Linked DNA regions of Homo sapiens: region 1 is linked to region 2. Evidence: read pairs that join two places in POLR2A ChIA-PET (ENCODE). Cell type or tissue: Caco-2. All regions are shown on one strand. Links, peaks and the distances in the headings refer to the core of each region. The heading gives the core; the rest is flanking DNA. Region 1 holds the start of LOC124902230 (a long non-coding RNA gene). Region 2 overlaps INVS (inversin).

Evidence for each region. Peaks named below come from ENCODE experiments on the same cell type or tissue, not always from the same donor. Only the 100,000 strongest peaks of a DNase experiment are listed, where the experiment ranks them.
Region 1: POLR2A ChIA-PET joins it to region 2 with 10 read pairs; 2 of 35 experiments call an interaction of 5 or more read pairs at or near these places.

The regions. Positions count from the first base shown.
Region 1 is chr9:99,231,576-99,241,879 of GRCh38, reverse strand. LOC124902230 (a long non-coding RNA gene) reads right to left here and starts at 3,914. Exons shown (of 2, transcript XR_007061690.1): 1 at 3,771-3,914; 2 at 1,108-1,380. In Caco-2, for the core only: no CTCF peak of the experiment used is centred there; a DNase peak (open chromatin) is centred at 4,365.
Region 2 is chr9:100,265,052-100,275,355 of GRCh38, reverse strand. INVS (inversin) reads right to left here. Exons shown (of 17, transcript NM_014425.5): 12 at 2,280-2,492. It overlaps LOC124902235 (a long non-coding RNA gene), which reads left to right. Exons shown (of 2, transcript XR_007061700.1): 2 at 1-414. Among named protein-coding and RNA genes, the nearest start is that of TEX10, 83 kb to the left of the region's middle. In Caco-2, for the core only: no CTCF peak of the experiment used is centred there; no DNase peak of the experiment used is centred there.

The sequences.
Region 1 (10,304 bases), core at 667-8,666, 1.0 Mb after region 2:
GTCAAGGTTTGTCTGTTTTTTATAATGCCTTAGTTACACCTGGACTCAAGAGGAAGAGGGAGAGAGGAAAGAGAACAGCCACCTAAGCAACCAGATAGGCCATGTGGGTCCTGGCGGCCAGTGACAACAGCTATCACTGCCAATTCCCTTGTCACAAGCATGTTTACGTGTACACGTTGCCTCCCTCTCATGGAGGTGTGTATATGAAAGCCAGGTACGTATAGGTATTTTAAGGGCTTCTTATTATGGTAGCAAGAGCATGAAGTGTAAAAATCTAGGCTTGAATCCCAGTTCTGCCTTTATTACGTGTATGACCTTGGGCAAATTCCTTCCCCTCTCTGGGCCTCAATTTTGTCATTACTGTCAGGAAGGAATTGGTCAAATTAAGTTCTAAGGTCCAATCCTGCTCTAACCTTCCAGAAGCTTATATAAAATATATCATTAAAGTAAGATAAAATCTTTTAAGTACTGAGGCCTGGCGTAGTGGCTCACGCCTATAATCCTAGCTATTCAGGAAGCTGAGACATAAGAATTGCTTGAACCGGGGAGGCGGAGATTGCAGTGAACCGAGATCGCACCACTGTGCTCCAGTCTGGTCAACAGAGGGAGACTCTGTCTCAAAAAAAAAAAACAAAAAAAAACTACTGAGCACTGAGAATAAACTCAGCTTTTTATAAATAGATGTGGCATAACAATGAGAAGCCATTATTTCACAAATTGCAGTTCTTAGGGGAACAGTACAGATCTATAACTAGATAAGCCACGAATGCACAGTTGCTTATTCCTATACTATCCTTAAATCACTCCATTACTATTTTGATAAATATTACAGCACATTTCTAGGTCTTCACACCTAGGTACCTCGGTACCTGCTTTAAACCTTGAAAATTTCCTTTAAATAAAAATTAAATAGACATAATAAGAATTTAAAATATGTTCTGGTACTGGCTCAATAGCACAAGAGCATGTGACATGAAGCTATTATAGTAACATCAGCAGGGCCATGGGAGGATTTTATTAGACATATCAGATACTTTATTAAACACCCAGAGCCTTCTCATCATAAATGCAGCCAAGCAGCCCGAGTGATGGGGACGAAGCACCTCATGAGCTCTAATCTCTTTATTCTGGTATTTAATAACTATGAATAAGCAGGGATGGATGGTATCGTTTACAAGTCGTCGTGAACCCAGGAAAAGGGTGATTTCAAAGGTTCCTTTGGGGTCGTTGAGGCCTTGTCTATAAAATGTGCCTGGATCATCTGGGTTTCTCTTCATCCGCAGTACCTCGTCTTCCTCTTCATCCGCAGTACCTCGTCTTCAGCTGCACTAGACTCCCAAGAACTAGGTAAAGGGAGACTCTGGAGTCTGGAACCCTCACCTGCAAGTACGTCACTGAGTTAGCCACAAAAGCCTTCTCCAATTGTTCGATCTTGTTCCCTAGCAGCCTACATTATTGTACCTGAATAGGGAATAGGGAAAGGCTTCCTGTTCCCTGCAACTGGAAAGCAGTTTAAATACATCACACATGTACACAGAGCTCTTCCTTGACATTTACAGAATGGCCCAAAGAAGGCAGGGATTCCCCAAGAGCTGTGAGCTGCCCCATCACAAAAGGTCTGCTAGCAAAGTCAAAGGCTGAATAGAGGATTTCATAATCAAATTGGGAGTGGGGAGGGAAGGTTGGCCTACAGGACTTCGGTTTCCTTTTCAGTCCTAAAAGTTGAAGATTCTATGACTGATGTAGGACCAAATGCTACTCAATGTTGATAATATTTGTTATTTAAGGCTTATGTGCCAGGAAACTGTGCTGAATACTTTACTTCAATTCTTTCATTTAACCCTCACATGAAATAAAAGTCAGCCCCGCATCCCTTCTATACGGTTCTATATCTGATTATCCACAGACCAGGGAACTGAGGTTCAGAGGCAGCTGAGCCACGAGATCACATGGCTCATTAAGTGCCAGGCAGGGTCTAAGGCCCGCCCCAGAGCCTGTGCTTTCTACCTTTCAGGGTTGCTTCACCCACACAGGGGCAGAGTTACACAACTGGATTGTAAAGGGAGCTTGCCAGAGCTCCAGCCTGAAATCATTCCTCTACCTCTGGCCACTGTTTGTCAAGGATCTGCACAGGAAAACAGGAGATCCAGGGGTGACAGAGGTGGGAAAATCAAGAGTTTGTGGGCTGCAGGGAGAAGACTCAAAGGTCAAAGCCTTTTAGCTACTGTACAGTGAACGTGAGAAAGATGCTCAGGAGTAGGTTTATCCCCAAGAGGGACATTCCAGGGAAGGGAAATTCTAACCAAAAGTATTCCTTTTTCCTTTGAGTCACAGGCTTAGTTCCTCTGGGGGACCTTGGCCAGGCAGGATGTTTGAGGCTAGAGCCAGCCCTTGTTCCCCCTCTTCACTGTGCAAATCCCTCCTGGCAGAAAGCCACCCTATCTCAAGCCTGGGCTGCTGTTTTTAGAGCCCTCCCTACAATCCGTTCATGGCCTGAGCCCACCTGAGGAGCCAGAGGTTCTCTGGCTATTCACAGATGCTGAGATTAGAGTCAGTAGAAGGTGGAAGACAAATTTAAGAGGTCTGGCTTTCTCTCTCTCTCAAAAGGCAGCCCCCGGCAGTGTTTGTTCTCAGAGCAGCCCTGGGAAGAAGGATGGTCACTTTCCTTTCTCCCAAAGATAACTGAAGAGAAGTAAGAAAGTACCTGTGCTTGAAAGCAAAATGACAACAATTAATCTCTAAGCACAAGGCCTAGCCATTAAATTCTTTGGAGAAACAACTTTAGGAGTTTAACGACAATCAAGAGCATAAAATTGAATTAAGAGAAATAGTAATTAAATCAGGAAAGAAGTTTTTGCAACGGGGATGGTAAAGGAAATTAAAACCAGTAATGTTGAAAAATGTGGTGGGCAGAGCGGGGGGAGGGGGGGCTTGGTGGAGAAGAGCAAAGAGCCAAGCACAAAGCAAACTAGGTTGGGAGATGCAGAATGTATGGCACTCAGAAAAGGAATTTGGAAATTGTTCTCCTTGAAAGACCAGGTGTCTGGCACTTCCAATTTGTGTCTAAATATGCCCAAATCCTAATGGGGACAAGCTTTCTTTCATGAAAATAGAAGCATCCACTTGGATAAAGTATTTTTTTTAAAAGCTGTAGACTTAAGTAGGGTGACCAACAGTCCTGATTTGTCCAGGACTATCTCTGTTTTAGTACTCAAAGTCCCATGTCCCAGGAAACCCCTCAGCCTGGAGAAAACCCCTCAATCCAGGGCAAACCAGAATGGTCACCCTAACTGGGAGGCAGACAGCCCTGGCTCCCCTCTCTGCTATACAGTCAGTAGCTATAGAACTTTGTGTGAGTCACTCCACCTCTGTGGGCAACAGTATTCTCACCTGTAAAAGAGGTTGTCATGAATTCCTCAAAAGAGTACAGAAGTTGCTATATGTCAAGATATCTAGAACAATGTGAATGTTGGAAAAGCTTTCAGTAAAAGTTTGATAAAGGGGAATTGAAGTTAAGAATATTGATAAAGAAAATAAAATATTAGCAAACACAATCCAGTAGCACATTAAAAATAATACATCACGACTTTTTTGGAGGTCCCCACGACCACCACATATTCAATGATTTTCTAGAATGACTCAGGTTTCAATATATAATCGTCCTCACAGTTAAGGATCATTACAGGGAAATGACATGTATTAGTCTGTTTTCATGCTGCTGATAACGACACACCTGAGACTGGGAAGAAAAAGAAGTTTAATGAACTTACAGTTCTGAATGGCTGGGGAGGCCTCACAATCATGGCGGAAGGCAAGGAGGAATAAGTCACGTCTTACATGGATGGCAGCAGGCAAAGAGAGCTTGTTCAGGGAAACTCCTGTTTTTAAAACCATCAGATTTCATGAGACTCATTCACTATCATGAGAACAGTGCAGGAAAGACCTGCCCCCATAATTCAATCACCTCCCACTGGGTTCCTCCCATGACACACAGGAATTGTGGGAGTTACAATTCAAGATAAAATTTGGGTGGGGACACAGCCAAACCATATCAGGACACAACAGAATCACCAGAGGAAAAAGACATGGGTGGAATGGAGAAATCCATGCACAGTCTTCCTATATTCTCTCCCTTCTGTAAGGAACACTGCAAGCAAGTTCCTTTCTCTAGCAACAATCAATGCAATAATGTTTCTGCCAGGAAGCCTGTTAGAGACTCAGCACCCAAGGTTTTTTTGTTGGTGGCTGGCCACATGGGCCTCTTCTGCCTGGCAACTACCAAAATTCCAGACTCTCAGAGGAATTACCTTCCTCAGAAGGAAAGCTGGTGTACTGGATAAACCACATTGTCAATCAGCCCAATCAGCCTTATCAGTTAGGGAATGATTCAAATGCCAAGTTTTCAGACACCAGCCAAGGTCCAACCTTGCAAACAGAACATTCTAGAAATAGCAGGGTCTGGCTGGCTATGATAACTCTTTTCAGCACAATGACCAAGTGGAGTTCATTTCAGGAATGAAAGAATACACATAAGTGATCACTAGAATCTGGCTCCCTAAGCTGCTATGTGTAACAGCAAATCCCAGCTGGCTGTGCCTTCACTGGTCCAAGTTCTATACATGGTGATGTGAATGCCATCAGCTCTGCTAAGCAAACTGGTCACTACCAGATTCCCTGCTAAAAATTTACCATCAGCCAAGGTCTTCTTGGCTTCTCAAATCAGAACACTGGATTTTTCTCAGTTCACCTGGAGATGAACAACTAAAGATGACTAGATCCAGACCAATCTAAACAGAAACAACGCTTGCCTCATGCATAAAGAGGCCGACTTTTTATTTACAATGGAGGATATATCCTTCTAGTGAGCCAAAATGCTTGTGTTTCAAATGTGGGGTACCACCTTTCTCAAGAGTAAGATATCTGGAAAGCATAATCAGTCATCAGAAAATTGCTTTAAGCCAGGCATGGTGGTTCACACCTCTAATCCCAGAACTTTGGGAGGCCAAGGCAGGGGGATCACTTGAGGCCAGGAATTTGAGATCCTACCTCTACAAAAAACAAAAAAAAGTTAGCCAGGCATGGTGTTCATGCCTGTAGCCCCACCTACTCAGGAGGCTGAGGCAGGAGGATTGCTTGAGCTCAGGCAGCATGTCTTCTGATATAGCTTGGATATCTATATAGTATCCCTGCCCAAATCTCATACTGAAATGCAATCCCCAATGTTGGAGGTGGAACCTGGTGAGAGGTGATTAGAGTATGGGGGTGGTTTCTCACAATGCTATAAAGAAATACCTGAGACTGGCTAATTTGTAAAAAAAAAAAAAAAAAAACAAACAAACAAAAAAACAGTTTAATTCACTCACAGTTCCACGGCTGTACAGGAAGCATGGCCGGAGAGGCCTCAGGAAACTTAGAATCATGGCAGAAGGCAAAGGGGAAGCAGGTACTTCTTACATGGCCCGAGCAGAAGGAAGAGAGAGGCAGGGAGGTGCCATACACTTTTAAACAACCAGATCTCACAATAATTTACTACCACAAGAACACCAAAGGGGAAATCTGCCCCCAGGATCTAATCACCTCCCACCAGGCCCCACTTCCAACACTGGGGGTTACAATTTGACATGAGATTTGGGCAGGGACACAGACCCAAACCATATCACACAGTCTCAGGTATTTCTTTATAGCAGTGCGAGAACAGCCTAATACATCCTCTATAAAAAGAGGCACTGCTATGCAAAAAAGAACAGAATGAAGGGCTCTGTGGTTTCTCAGGGCCTTCCAGCTCTACAGCTGTGACTGTGCATCCCAGCAGGTGCTAGCACACACACGAAAAGGCGTACTTCCCCAGACACAGTGCAGACAACGCAAAACAAATAGTACCCTGGTTACAACTTCAAAGAAGAGAAAGGGGGACAAATTTAACACACCTGTTTGGGTGATGGGCCTAGAATAAAGTATATGCCCAGTGACCCTGGCCCCACATTGTGATTTCTGCTTTGGGCTCCTGCTTTAGGGAGTGGAGACTCCCAGTTGAGTGATCTCAAAATCTGCTATGTAGCAGCTGCAGATTCCTTCCAGGTGCCCCTGATGCATGTTAAAGTTTGGGAACCACTCATCTAAGCAGCAAGTTGCTCTATATTCTACAACCCAGACCAATTTAGATAGATCCCTAGAAGAATGAGCATGTTTTCTTACTGGCAACTGTATTATTGAGTAGAACAGGAAAGACAATAGAGCACGCAACTACGTGATTCATTATCTACGATGCGTGTGACCAGAGTCAATGGGAAGAAAAATGAGTATGCATGTTTGCAGGACTAATTTAATCTTTATATATGTAATTCAAATTCTTCCCCTCATGTCTTCATTTGCTTTCTGAGGCATAAACTTCTAGACCTTTCCTTAAAATGGAGCAATCCAGACTTTGTATGACTATACCTTTGATTCCAATTTGGTGCATTTGCATGTTTTATCTTATTTTAATGCCTTCAGCATGGGAAAGAGACCCAGTTGTCAGAGTGACCAGGAATAGCATTTCAACAGTTTAGCCCTTCTCAAACCTTAACCCTACTTGGTCAATTTCACTGTGTTCCAGGCTCACCTAACATTTGTGGTCACAAAAATGCAAAACACTGCAGTTCTGCTAGCTGCTTCTCCCTATTTTGTCTCTATAAAGTCTCATGAACTTGACTTTCTCCTAAAGTTGCTAACATAATTGATTTTATTTTTACTAGCTAGTCTTGCTGTCTTCACTCCTTCCCCTTTGATTAACAATGCCCACTATTCAAAGCCTACCACTTAGTTTACCTACTTCCAGAGCCTACCCTCTAGAGACGTCAACAGGCTTATGCACAGGCTCAAAATTGGGTTCATAGTGCAGTACTGGGAAGAAGCCCTGATCTGGAAACAGAAAAGACTGGTTCTGGCCTCTGTTCTGCTGCAAACCTGCTGCACAATCTCAGGCAAGTCCCTTCCCCTCTCTGGGCCTGTCTCCTCTGTCATACAATGGAGAAAACCCAGTGAACTCGCAGCCCTTCCAGCTAGGGCATCTCAGGATTCTCTGCTTTTCCTCTGTTGGACAAGCGATCACACAGTATGGATTTCCTGGGGACAGTGCCAGTTTTGCAATCCCTGGCACCACAGCCCATACACCATGAGCATACTAGTTCTTAAACTGTGGTCCTGACTATTTGATTTCACCAATGGCAAGGGGGTTTGAGAGGGCTTCCTACTGGTTTTTCCATAATCACATAGCCATTTCTAATTTGTAGCCCCAGATAGGAATAGGATCCTAGTATACAAATGCCCAGTCCATTTAAGCTAATGACCTTGCCAGGTCATTTCTAAAACCCCAATAAAAGGGCATGGCACACAGTGCCCAGTAAATGTCTGCTGATGCCTAAACACTATGCTTTCTCTATAACTGCAAGAGCTCCATAGAATGAACAAAGCTCAGAAGGACTGAAATACAAAAACCAATTCCTTCTGCAGAATCTAAAACCTCAAACTAAAGCTATTTAAGGCTTGAATTACATCAAACAATAGTGGGGCATATTCTTGGGACTGTTATTTTTAAAGGCACTACCTTTCAAGCTCTATTGTTGGGATATCCTTCCCTCACCCCAAATACTTAAGATTCCCATCTACGTAACTCTAGTAGGTCAGTCAAAGATCTGCAGTGAAATCCCAGCTCTTCCACTTATCAGCTGAGTGGCTTAAGCTTCAGTTTCCTCCTGTGTAAAATGGGGCAAAGAGCAAACTCCTCATTAGATTGCTTATTAAATAAAAAAACCGTATCTCTAAAATTGTTGCAAATGCGCACTTGTTAACTGTTAGTCAAGGAGTTAAGGATGATCTACCCCAAAATATGCCGATTTGATATATTGATTATTTAAGGAACTGTAAGCACTTAAATAACTGTAGTTGTGGAAAGGGTTATCTGACCTGTACTTTCCTACATGTAGCAAACCATAAAATATCCTTTGAGGAGGATGCCTTCCCCATACCAAGGTGAGAAAATATCAGGCCCTGAGCATTGCTGCTGCAATGAACCTGTACAAATAAACTTATTGAAGAAACCCTTATATTCCACTATCTCTACAACCCTCCACCCCATATATCTCCTGGTGACTTCCCTAGAATTTACTGCCCCCATCTCAGATCCCTTTGCCCTGTCATTTCTTCACAAATTTATTGTTCTTTGTCTAAAACCTGTAAGTTTTCTCCCTTGGCTATTTCCTAGGGTCTTTATTCTCTTGTGAGGGTCCCCATGTACAATGTAAAAATTAATACAATGTGCATGCTTTCCTCCTGTTAATTTGTCTTGTATCAATTTGATTCCAGACCCAGCTGAAGATCCCACTGAAGAACTAAGATGGTAGAGGTGATCTTTAGCTTCCCCTACATTAGCTAGTTAACGCAGCATTCTTACAGCTTTCTCGTCAAATCTCTTATCTGTTGGGAATTATCACACCTATACTCATTTATGCATAAGAAAAGTGAGATCCAGAGAAGTGAGTTGCCCAAGATCACACAATTGCTTATGTTTTAGGGCCAGCAGTTGAACCCACGTCAGGAACACTTCCGATCACAGAAGATGGAGTAAAGTAGATACGCTAAGTTTAGAAGGTGCACCCAAAGAATCAAACAAACTTGGTCCTGGCCCTCCTCCGGCATTTGAAGAGAGGGACAATGGCTCTGGAGCTACCAAGGGGCAGCTTTATGGGAATCAAGAGCATGGCTCCCTGCACATAGGAGCTCCACATGCTTGACAGTATTTTCTGTTGAATGAATCCAGCTTTGTAGGCATTTTCATCTATTTTAACTTGATGCCAACATTTGCATGATTTCAAAACATCCTTTTCAATTCTTTCTGTGGGGACACTGGCACCTGGAAAAAAAGACTGATAAGGACAGGTGTGAAAACAGAAGCTACAACATATTTAGCTTCTCCCAGGCACAGATGCTATCCTCATCCACTGTCTCACTGGAACATGTCTAGGGTAATATTAGGGCCCACAGACCCTACTCTTTCTAATCCCTACTAGTTTCATGGACTCACTGGGCCTTTTCTCTTAACATATTTTTTCCCCAATGGCTTAACAGGCTTGACCCAAACTGCAGTTATAATGTAACTCATTTTTCCAGTTTTAATTACTTAGAGCTTCTACTCAGCATGTGCTAGCTTATGCATCCATCAGAAATGGTTAGAATTATAGTCCATGCTCAAGGGAGACTGAGGATTTGTTGGGCCAAGGTAAAGATTTAATTAGGCTTTCAGACTTACTATAGATCCCTATTCCCTAGGGCTCAGGAAACAACAATCTAGGAATACCTATTAAAGAGAATACCTTAAAGAGAAAGGAACACAAAATGTAGTATAGACACGTAATATTATTGTTCAGTCTTTAGAAAGGAAATTCTAACATATACTGCAGCTTGGATCAATCTTGAGGACATTATGCTAAGTGAAACAAGCCAGTCACAAAAAGACAAATACTACGTGATCCCACTTATATGAGGTCCATATGGACTGGGGCAGGGAGAAGGAGTTATTGTTTAATTCATGGAGTTTTAGTTTGGTGATGGTTGCACACTATGAATGTACTTAATATCACTGAATTATATACTTAAAACTGGTTCAGATGGTAAATTCTGTGATGTGTATTTTACAATTAAACAAACAAACAAAAAAGGAACAGATTGGACACGATTCTCAGCTATGTATGAGCATTGTACCATCAGAGCCCAAAGCAGCTACATAATAATGTTGTATATCTTTATGCCCAACCCCCAATTTTCCTTCTCTTCCTTCTGCTGAATGAAGCATCTCCCTGTTCTGCCACCGAAACTAGCATCTTATAAATCACTAGCTCAGAAAATTCAGTGACTTTCAGCTAGTAGTCCACTAGAGACCATGGCTAGGCAGATGGGTGCAGCAAAGAGAATGCACCCCTCACAACCAAACAGCTCCCCCATGTGGCTGCAGCATCTCCCCCAGAGGAAAAGGCCCCTCTGGACAGAGGGACAGATTTCTTTTCCAAATTAAAGGCATAATTTTTAGCTATAATTGGTACCATCAAACTCGGTATCAGGGAAAAAATCCATTATGGGTACTATCATCTTTAATTTCTTCCAAATGAAATTGAGACATTTTTCCCTGCATTTCAAAAATGAAGACACCTGTTTCATGTAATAAGCAACTCACAGGATCCAAGAAAACCAGTTTCCCATCAATTTTTTCCCAATAAAATACCATTTGTTAGAATTTACAAGAGCTCACTTACCAATATATTTCCCTAGGA
Region 2 (10,304 bases), core at 1,147-9,146:
TTTGAAAATAGATTGTCACACAATAAACTGGAGTTTATGGAAACATCAGTAGAAGGAAATACAACATTCCATCCCTTTACAGAGATCATTTACTTGCAACTCAGGATAATTTGTCATGTGTATTATCTACTTATGCTTGCCACTCACATGCAGAGAACTTTTATAAGAAGGCTGGAAAAAGAGGGGTGTAGAGGCTTTATGTTGATACTGGATTCTTTGGCAAAAGTGAAAGGAAGAGGGCATCATTAAGAGAAGAGTACAACATAGTATTTCCTCGGATGCCATCTACTTCAGTAGCTTTAGAGTCACAGAAAATGGTATGTTTCTCTATTTACTGAAGGCTGACATGATGATTAGCATTCCAGTACATAGTGGTATTTAACTTCTCATTAAAATGACTTATCTTGCCTCTTATTATTACTTTTAATGATTATTTAGTACACTTATGCTTCCCCCTTGTGGGTAAGATGTAGGATTTAAGAGTTAGAAGGACTCAAGATTTAGAAACATTCGAGATACAGCCAGGAAGTTATCTTTCAAGAATCTGCCCAGGCTGGGCACAGTGGCTCATGCCTGTAGTCCCAGCATTTTGGGACGCCAAGGTGGGCAGATCACTTGAGGTCAGGAGTTCGAGACCAGCCTGGCCAACATGGCAAAACCTCATCTCTACTAAAAGTACAAAAATTAGCTGGGTGTGGTGGCACAAGCCTGTAATCTCAGCTACTTGGGAGGCTGAGTCATAAGAATCGCTTGAACCCGGGAGGTGGAGGCTGCAGTGAGTGGCGATCATGCCACTGTACTCCAGCCTGAGTGACAGCGAGAGACTGTCTCAAAAAAAAAGAATCTGCCTGTCCACATCTTTATCATCAGAGTTTTTGGTATCTGTATTTGCTAATGTGATGCACTGCTGCTATTTGAAATACTTCTACCCAACATATCTATCAAAGAAAAGGCAAACCTAAGTATAATCTAAAATCAATCTTTTTTTTTTCTTTTTTTAGACAGAGTCTGACTCTATTGCCCAGGCTGGAGTGCAGTGGTGCCATCTGGGCTCACTGCAACCTCTGCTTCCCAGGTTCAGACAATTCTCCTGCCTCAGCCTCCCGAGTAGCTGGCATAACAGGTGCTAACCACCACGCCCAGCTAATTTTTGTATTTTTAGTAGAGATGGTGTTTCACCATTTTGGCCAGTCTGGTCTTGAACTCCTGACCTCAAGTGATCCGCCTGCCTTGGCCTCCCAAAGTGCTGGGATTACAGGTGTGAGCCACCGCACCCAGCTTTAAAATCAATCATTTATGTGAAATAATCAGAATGTGCAAGAGGCACAGACAGCTATTTTGTATCATCGTCCAAAAAAAATGCGAAGTCCTTGAGGCAGGGGGGATTTTGCTTTTTTAGTTGCCATTTTCTCTCTGGGCTCTAGCCAAGCATTTTGTCTGTATAGTAAGAATTCAATCAATATTTCTTGAGTAAATTACTTTATTTAGTACAGATGTGTTAAGAAATGGGTGAAGGAAAGCTGGGTGCGGTGGCTTATGCCTGTAATCCCAGCACTTTGGGAGGATGAGGTGGGTGGATCATTTGAGGTCAGGAGTTCAAGACCAGCCTAGCCAACATGGTGAAACCCCATCTCTACTAAAAATACAAAAATTACCCGGGTGTGGTGGCGCGCGCCTGTAGTCCCAGCTACTCGGGAGGCCAAGGCAGGAGAATTGCTTGAACCTGGGAGGTGGAGGTTGCAGTGAGCCGAGGTTGTGCCACTGCATTCCAGCCTGGGCGGCAAGTGAGACTCCATCTCAGAAAAAAAAAAAAAAAAAAAAAAAAAAAGAACTGAGTGGAAAAAAAAACCAAGTTGTTTGCTTTAATCAAATTAAAACCAGACTTAGACTGGTCTAGTGAAAGTAGGCTAGATATTGGCATGTTTCTTTTGGAAAGAGAGGAAGGGTAAGAGGAGCAGTTATTTCTTTACAGCTTATTCTAGGAAGCAATCCCATCCCCAACTCCCTCCCATGGGTGGGAGTGGTTTGTCCCTGGGCTGAAACATTGGGACTAGTCTAGAGGAATCACTACCCAGCAGAGGTTAGGCCTCTGTCCTTCACTGCAGCCTCGGTTCCAGAAGACGGAGTGCTGAGAAGAGGGAAGATGACCGGTTGCAGGGACCAACAGTAATTCAGATTCTCATCTGTTTCCCTCTCCTGGCCACCCCAGCACCCCCCACACCCCCACTTCCACCCTGATTCTGGGTGGCGAAAACGCAATCTGCGTAGCTCATACTTACTTGGCAGCAGCATCTTTTCTCAACTGTTCATGCTTCATGAGGAGATTTTTCCTGTCTCGGAAGGCTTTTCTGACCTTGTACCCTTTGTAGACAGCTTGGATTTTGAAGGCGGCGATGTCTTGTATGGCTGCGATGGACAGGGCACCGTGCTCCAACATGAACTGGATCACTTCATGGCGCTCACCAAGCAAAGCATAATCAAGGGGTGTGTATCTGAAGTGGGAGGAAGATTTCTTTTTTTTTTAATTTTAGAATGTAATTTAAGGCACAGTTAAACTGAAAATATTATTATGCAGCAGAAGGAAACTTCATTCTAAGATGTGGAATATTCCCCAGGCAAAGCCACCTTCTCTATAACAGGGCTATTCTTTTTTTCTCCGAGGGGCACAAAACAAGGTTGACTATGACTGTGGGTCAGGTGCTTTGTGCTGCTAACCATGTCAGTTCCTGAGTTTTACTCCCTGGCAAACAAATAGGGGCCTATTGGAAAGACATGATCACTTCTCTTCTTTCCCATGTGCCAAATAATTCCCTGCCCCATCTAAAAAGGTAGTGAAAATATTGTGAGATTTGTAAATTTGAGCCCATGATTACTGACAGTTAATGCTTATGAAGTAAAAAACAGAACTCCAAAAGGAGAAATTCAGTATATGATAAGAATGGCCCTTTAAATTTCTGCAGAAAAGATGGATTACTAAATAAATAGTGATGGGACAACCAGGTAGCCATCTGGGGAAAAAAAAGAGATTCTTATAACCACATTTTATACCAAAATAAATTCTGGATAGAGCAAAGATCTAAATATTTTAAAAAGGAACCATGAAAGTACCAGAAGAAACCAGGAAGATTAAAAAATGATGTTGGAAGTCTTTTCTAAAAAAAGGATACAAAATTCAGAAACCATAAAAGGGCTGGGCGCAGAGGCTCACGCCTGTAATCGCAGCACTTTGGGAGGCCGAGGTGGGCAGATCACTTGAGGTTAGGAGTTCGAGACAGCCTAGCCAACAAGGTGAAACCCTGTTTCTACTAAAAATACAAAAATTAGCCAGGCATGGTGGCACATACCTGTAGTCCCAGCTACTCAGAAGGCTAAGGCAGGAGAATTGCTTGAACCCAGGAGGTGGAGGCAGCAGTGAGCTGAGATCATGCCACTGCACTCCAGACTGGGTGACAGAGTGAGACACCGTCTCCAAAAAAAAAAAAAATTTCGGAAACCATAAAAGAAGATTGACAAATCTGACTACATAAAAATAACAAAATTTTACAGAGTAAAAAAGACATCAAAGACAAAGATAACAGTTCCCAGAAGAGTACTAATAGCTCTTAACACATAAAAATGTTGAACCTCACTCATTTAAGAGAAATATGAATTAGACTAACATGAGAGAGTACCTTTCAATGATGATCAGATTTGCAAAAATCAGAAAAGTTAGTAACACACTGCACTAGCAAGGACAGAGAGAGTCAGGCTCTTTCATATACTACTTTAACTTCTAGGGAGGATGATTTGGCAATATTTATCAAAATTATTCATGTATATATGCCATTTGACATAGCCGTTTCACTCTTAGGAATTTATCTTATAGATCTGCTCTCATGTGAAATGCTTTATGTACAAGGCTACTCATAGAAGTACAGCTAGTCATAGCAAAAGAATAGAAACAACCTCAATGTCTATCAACAGAGGACTGCTTAAACAATGCACAGGCCATCCATATAATGAAGATATCTGTATATGCAGTCATTACTGCTATATATGAATAAATAAGAAACAATCTCCAGGATGTCAAATGAAGACAAAGAAAAAAGCAAGAAACAGGAGTTATTATGGCATGTTCCATTTGTATAAAAAATATATCCCTGTATGTTTATCTATGAAAAATGTATTTTCAGAAGTTTTCCAAGAAACTGCTAACAGTGATGCCTCTGGGGGAGGAAAACTAGCTGTCTCAGAGGCAGGGGTAGGAGGAACATTGAGTCTTCAGTGAACATCCTTTTAAATTTTGTACAGTGTATATACATCACTGTTTTGATAAATACATTATTTAGAAACGATGAATATTATTGTCATATTGTTGTATATTTGAATCTCAAATGGCAACTTTCTAGGTGTGCTGTTTTCGGCACATTCTTTTTTTTTTTTCTTTTTTTTTGAGATAGGGTCTCACTCTGTTGCCCAGGCTGGAGTGTAGTGGTGCAAACACAGCTTACTGCAGCCTCGACTCCTCCTGGGCTCAAGTAGTCCTCCTGCCTCAGCCCCCCAAATAGCTGGGACCACGGGCATGTACCACCAAGGCTGGCTAATTTTTTTTTTTTTTTTTTTTTTTTGAGATGGAGTTTTGCTCTTGTTGCCCAGGCTGGAGTGCAATGACGCGATCTCAGCTCACTGCAATCTCCGCCTCCCAGGTTCAAGCAATTCTCCCATCTCAGCCTCCCGAGTAGCTGGGATTACAGGCACATGCCATCACACCCGGCTAATTTTTTTTGTATTTTTAGTAGAGACGGGGTTTCATCATATTGGTCAGGCTGGTCTCGAACTCCTGACCTCAGGTGATCCGACCACCTCGGCCTCCCAAAGTGCTGGGATTACAGGCATGAGCCACTGCACCCGGCCAGTTTTTGTATTTTTGTAGAGATGGGATTTCGCCATGTTCTCCAGGCTGGTCTCGAACTCCTGAGCTCAAGCAATCCTTCTGCCTTGGCCTACCAAAGTGTTGGAATTATAGGTGTGAGCCACTGCACCCAGCCTATTCTTTTAAAAAAATTTCTTCATAAATTTTGGAAACATAAAAAATTGGGTAAATATACAGAGGAAAATAGCTATCATCCATATTCCCACCCTGAGAATTAACCACTGTTCATATCTGGGAGATACAATTTCCTTTTTTAAACAAAAATTACTACTTTGTCAAAATGATATAGATTTTATGAACTCAAAACACTGCAAAAAAAAAATTGAAGTAAAAAAAATCCCCCAAATTCTACCATCCAACAATGGTAACGATGACTATCACTTTTTAAACAACTTACTTTATATCTCTAAGCCTCAGTTTTCCTCATCTGTTAAACAATGTAATACGTTGCAGACTTGGCATGAGGAGAAAATGGAAAAATAAGTGTAAAGAGGATAGCAATGTTCCTGGTCCAAAGGAAACAGTTAATAAATGTCAGCTCTGATTGTTATTATTACAGGACATTCACTGCTGTATGGCTTGCAATACCACAGCTGCTTATCAAAAATATTATCTCCATAGGACCCAAACTAGTATCTATGACCATCCCATGACCACCACTGATGCTGATTCCTCTCAGGATGACTCTGACCAGCCAAACCCATAAAAGGTCTTAGGAAAAAACATCAGATGATTTATGAGGCAGAAAAAAGGATGATTATATGGATGCATGACTAGACATAGAAAATCATCTGATTATAGAAAAAAAATTATTTATCTTCAAAACTTACCTAACAGTCACAGTTAAGACATAAAAGGAAGAGGTTTTTCACTATAGGAGTATTTTGATCACTTTAGTAAGGAAACTGAGTTTGGGAAGAAACCCCAAACACTGAAATTAAGGAACCTCTATTTTAGGACAGCTTCATTTGCCACTTACTGTTCAGGGACCATCTGAGAGGCATCTACATAAACTTTAAAACATTATTTATAAGTGGATAACATTTTTTAAATTCAGGAGAATTAAAAAAAATTTTGCTACAAGTTCTAAAATGCCTTTCTTGACTGTACTTTCTCTAATGGAAAAAATTATCATAGAGTCATTAAACCATGCAATAGTAGAGCTAAATTGAATTTTAGAGGTCATTTAGTTCAATACCTTCATTTTATAAATGGATGAACAGCTCCAGAGAGGTTAAGCAACTTACCAAAGGTTATGTAAATTGTTTCTATAGAATGCAGACTAGAACTAAGATAACATGTCTCCCAGTTCAGTAACCTTCCACAACACATATATCAATTACTTAGTATGTTTCCTATAGAATAAAACTGTTTCTTAAATCAATGTGCAAACAACATACGTATTTGGTAAGTTTGATCATTTTTTCTATAATTATTAATAGGTAGTATCCTTCACATAATATATAAGCAGGATTAACAAAATTTAGTTTATAAAATATAGGGCCCAAATTATTCCTTTACCTACAAATATTACAAAAGGAAATAACATGTAGCTTAATATACCCTAAAGAATGCTGATCTGGGAGTCAGGGGACCTGTGTGACCCTGGGCATTCTCTTAACTTCTCTGGGCTTTTGTTTCCTCATTTGTAAAGAGAAGAACTAGACTTCTTAGGCTGCTTTTGGATTGAAAATTATATCTTAAATATTTTTATGTAAAAAAATATATTTTTATTATGAAAAATTTTAAGCATAAAAAAGGTAGAGAGAATAACATAATAAACACTTATACACTCAATACCTAAATTTAACAATTTTTTGCTACATTTGCTTCATCTAGACCCTTCCTTTTTATTTTTGCTAGAGTATTTTATAGCTAATCTCGGAACTCCTATCATTTTGTCAGAGGTATTGGAACCAGAGGACTCCATCTTGAGTGAGGGCTACGAAAATGAGGCTGGGGCTTGCTGGGCTGCATTCCCAGAAAGGTATTCCTAGCCTCTAGATGTTTACCGTTAAGGGAACATACTGATGTTTACTAAACAGACCCAGACTTGAGAGAGTCCTAATATCCCGATATCTGGAGAACAAAGGCATTCCTAATTTTGCTTTGAAGATAATAATATTGATTCTTGAAAAATGTAGTAATTAAGAAAATGAATCCTTTATCACAAACCCTTGTAGCACAGCACATCTCCCCATAATCTTTTTTTTAATCCTGTATATAAACAAGTATTGTACTTAGGGTGGATACGTTCCTCTCTTACTTTCGGGAACGCCCTACTCTGTCTATGGAGTAGCTGTACTTTCACCACTTTACTTTCTTAATAAACTTGCTTTTGCTTTGCACTGCAGACTCACCCTGAATTGTTTCTTGCGAGAGAGCCAAGAACCCTCTCTTGGGGTCGGGATCGGGACCACTTTCCTGTAACATCTTCATCTCTATGTGTTTAAGTATTCATCAGTAAATAATATGGGCATACCCACAATGTCATTATACTAACAAAATTAACAGGAATTCCTTAGTAAAATCTAAGGACCACTTCATAATCAAATTTACCCAATTTTCTCAAAAAATATATTTTTGTAATTGGTTTATTCAAATTAGGATTCTCAATTTTTTATTCAGAGACACAATCCAAATATCTAGCATCATTTTAAGATTGAAGTCTATACCCAGTATTTAAAACAAGTGTGATCATAAAACACATTGTGATTATTACTACTGAATCTTTTTTCATCCCAAATTCAATTTAGAAAAATTCAAATGCTGTGAATATTCCCATCAGGGTTGGGGTGAGTGTGTCAGATAGTTATTGACTGAAAGTCAGCAGAAGTTGGCAAAAATTATGTCTATACGTTGTTCATCAACTGACTAGTGTCAATGTATGAGAAGTAAAAATTAGCACTACACTGATGGTAACCAACCAAGAAACAATGTGGATATAGACAACAGACAAGATACAATTGGACCTGCCATGTGGGAATGGTCTGATGGGATGAGTAGAATGCCTAAACTGGAATGTCAATAAACGTAAAAGGCAGTGCCAAGTTCTGACATTTGTACATCAAGGTACATTGCTGATGAAACATTAACAAAGACTGAGTTATTGCCACTGTCTCTTTTTATCTATAGTTTGGCAAGTAAAGTTAGGAGGATTTTTCCTTTGGTCTTTTGGTCTGTAATTAACATATGTTTATTCCGGGAGGCAGTAAACACCTTAATTCATGCAGTTACTTAGGTCTCATATTCAAGGTTTAGCATATAAATGGAAATTGAGTTAAAAAATTTCATTGTTTCCTTAAAAATATAGCAGTCAGGCGGTAAATGCTGTTACACAGAATAAATTTTTATAGAAACAAAACAAGTCATCACTAAGTCTAAGGATTCTTAAACTTTCTTTTTTTTTTTTTTTTTTTTTTTTAGAGTTTCAAAGGGAGACATCTTCAGCTCTCCCTCTAATGAGGGAAGTTTCTGAAAGAAGTGGTAAAGGGGTTGGTTCTAGAAAACAGGAACATGTTTCCTCTGAGATGGACGTAGAGAAGTCCCTTCTCAATAAAGTTTTCCACCAACTAATAGAAAGAATGGGTGGTGGCTAAGAGGATGGGAATGGTATTATAGCAGGAGCCATTTTAGTTAGAGCATCCATGAAACATGAAAACTAACACAAAGACCTAGGTCAGAGGGATTGTCAGAGGCATGTGAACTCCATCTTAAAGAGGATCTCGTAAAATGAGGCTGAAAGCTGTTGGGCTGCATTCCCAGAAGGTTAAGGCATTCTAAGGCATAGGATGAAATAGGAGGTCAGCACAAAATACAGGTCATAAAGACCTTGCTGATAAAACAGGTTGCAGTAAAGAAGCTGGCCAAAACCCACCAAAACCAAGATGGAGACGAGAGTGACCTCTGGTTGTCCTCACTGCTACACTCCCACCAGCGCTGTGACATTTTACAAATGCCATAGCAAAGTTGGGAAGTTACCCTATAAGGTCTGAAAAGGGGAGGCATGGATAATCCACCCCTTGGTTAGCATATCATCAAAAAATAACCATAAGAAAACGGGTAACCAGCAGCCCTCAAGGCTGCTTTGTCTCTGGAGTAGCCATTCTTTTATTCCTTTCCTTTCTTAATAAACTTGCTTTCACTTTGCACTGCAAAAGTCGCCCTGAATTCTTTCTTGTGCAAGATCCAAGAACCCTCTGACGGGGTCTGGATCGGGACCCCTTTCCTGTAACAGGACCTCAGGTATGGAAGTGTGATCACAAACTCAGTTGTTACCTACAAATTATAAGAATCTTCCTAGATCTAACACCACCAAGAATCGCTATTCCTTAGACTTCACATTCTGTTTGTTCCTTTTTTTTTAGGCAGAGTCTTACTCTGTTGCAGAGGCTGGAGTGCAGTGGCATGATCTCGGGCTCACTGCAACCTCCGCCTCCTGGGTTCAAGCAATTCTCCTGCTTCAGCCTCCTGAGTAGTTGGGATTACAGGCATGTACCACCATGCCCAGCTAACTTTTTTATATTTTTAGTAGAGATGGGGTTTCACCATGTTGGCCAGGCTGGTTTCGAACTCCTGACCTCAGTTGATCTGCTCGCCTTGGCCTCCCAAAGTGTTGGGATTACAGGCGTGAGCCACCGCACCTGGCCTGTTTGGTCCTTTTTATTGGGCCTGGATTCTTGGTCAATAACCCTAATATAATTCTCCAGACCTTACATTATTCATGCAATCTGCATTTAGATTAAACCCTGAACTTTCATCTTAGCTTCTCCTTATGTTTTCATGCTACATGGTGGCATCTCTTTGTCTACTGACTGATAATATCCTCTTCATCAAGAGAAATCTCTGGAATATATAACACATTCCGCTGGCCTAAATGTACTCCTGGGCCCAGTCAATCAGGATTTCACTGACGTTATGTTAGCCAGAAGTCAGAAGCAGGACTAAAATTTTCTCATCTGCAAAATACATGCTTGCCCTAGGCAATAGATGAAATTCTGAAGAGCTATAAGATCCCATGATTCTAAATCAACATTGCATGAAAGTTTTGCTCTTCTATTCTGGCTCAGTATTTCTTAGTGTAATGTTTTATTATGAGTATAGTTATTATTTCTGAACAATATCTAACCTTGAGATTTAAAAAATCTGGTAGAAAGGATGTATGATAAAGAGCACTTTTTTTAAAAAAAAGTCAACAACTTGGCTGGGCATGGTAGCTCACGCCTATAATCCCAGCACTTTGGGAGGCCGAGGTGGGTGGATCACAAGGTGAGGAGTTCGAGACCTCCCTAGCTAACATGGTGAAACCCCATCTCTACTAAAAATACAAAAAAATTGGCCAGGTGTGATCGTGCATGCCTGTAATCCCAGGTACTCAGGAGGCTGAAGGAGA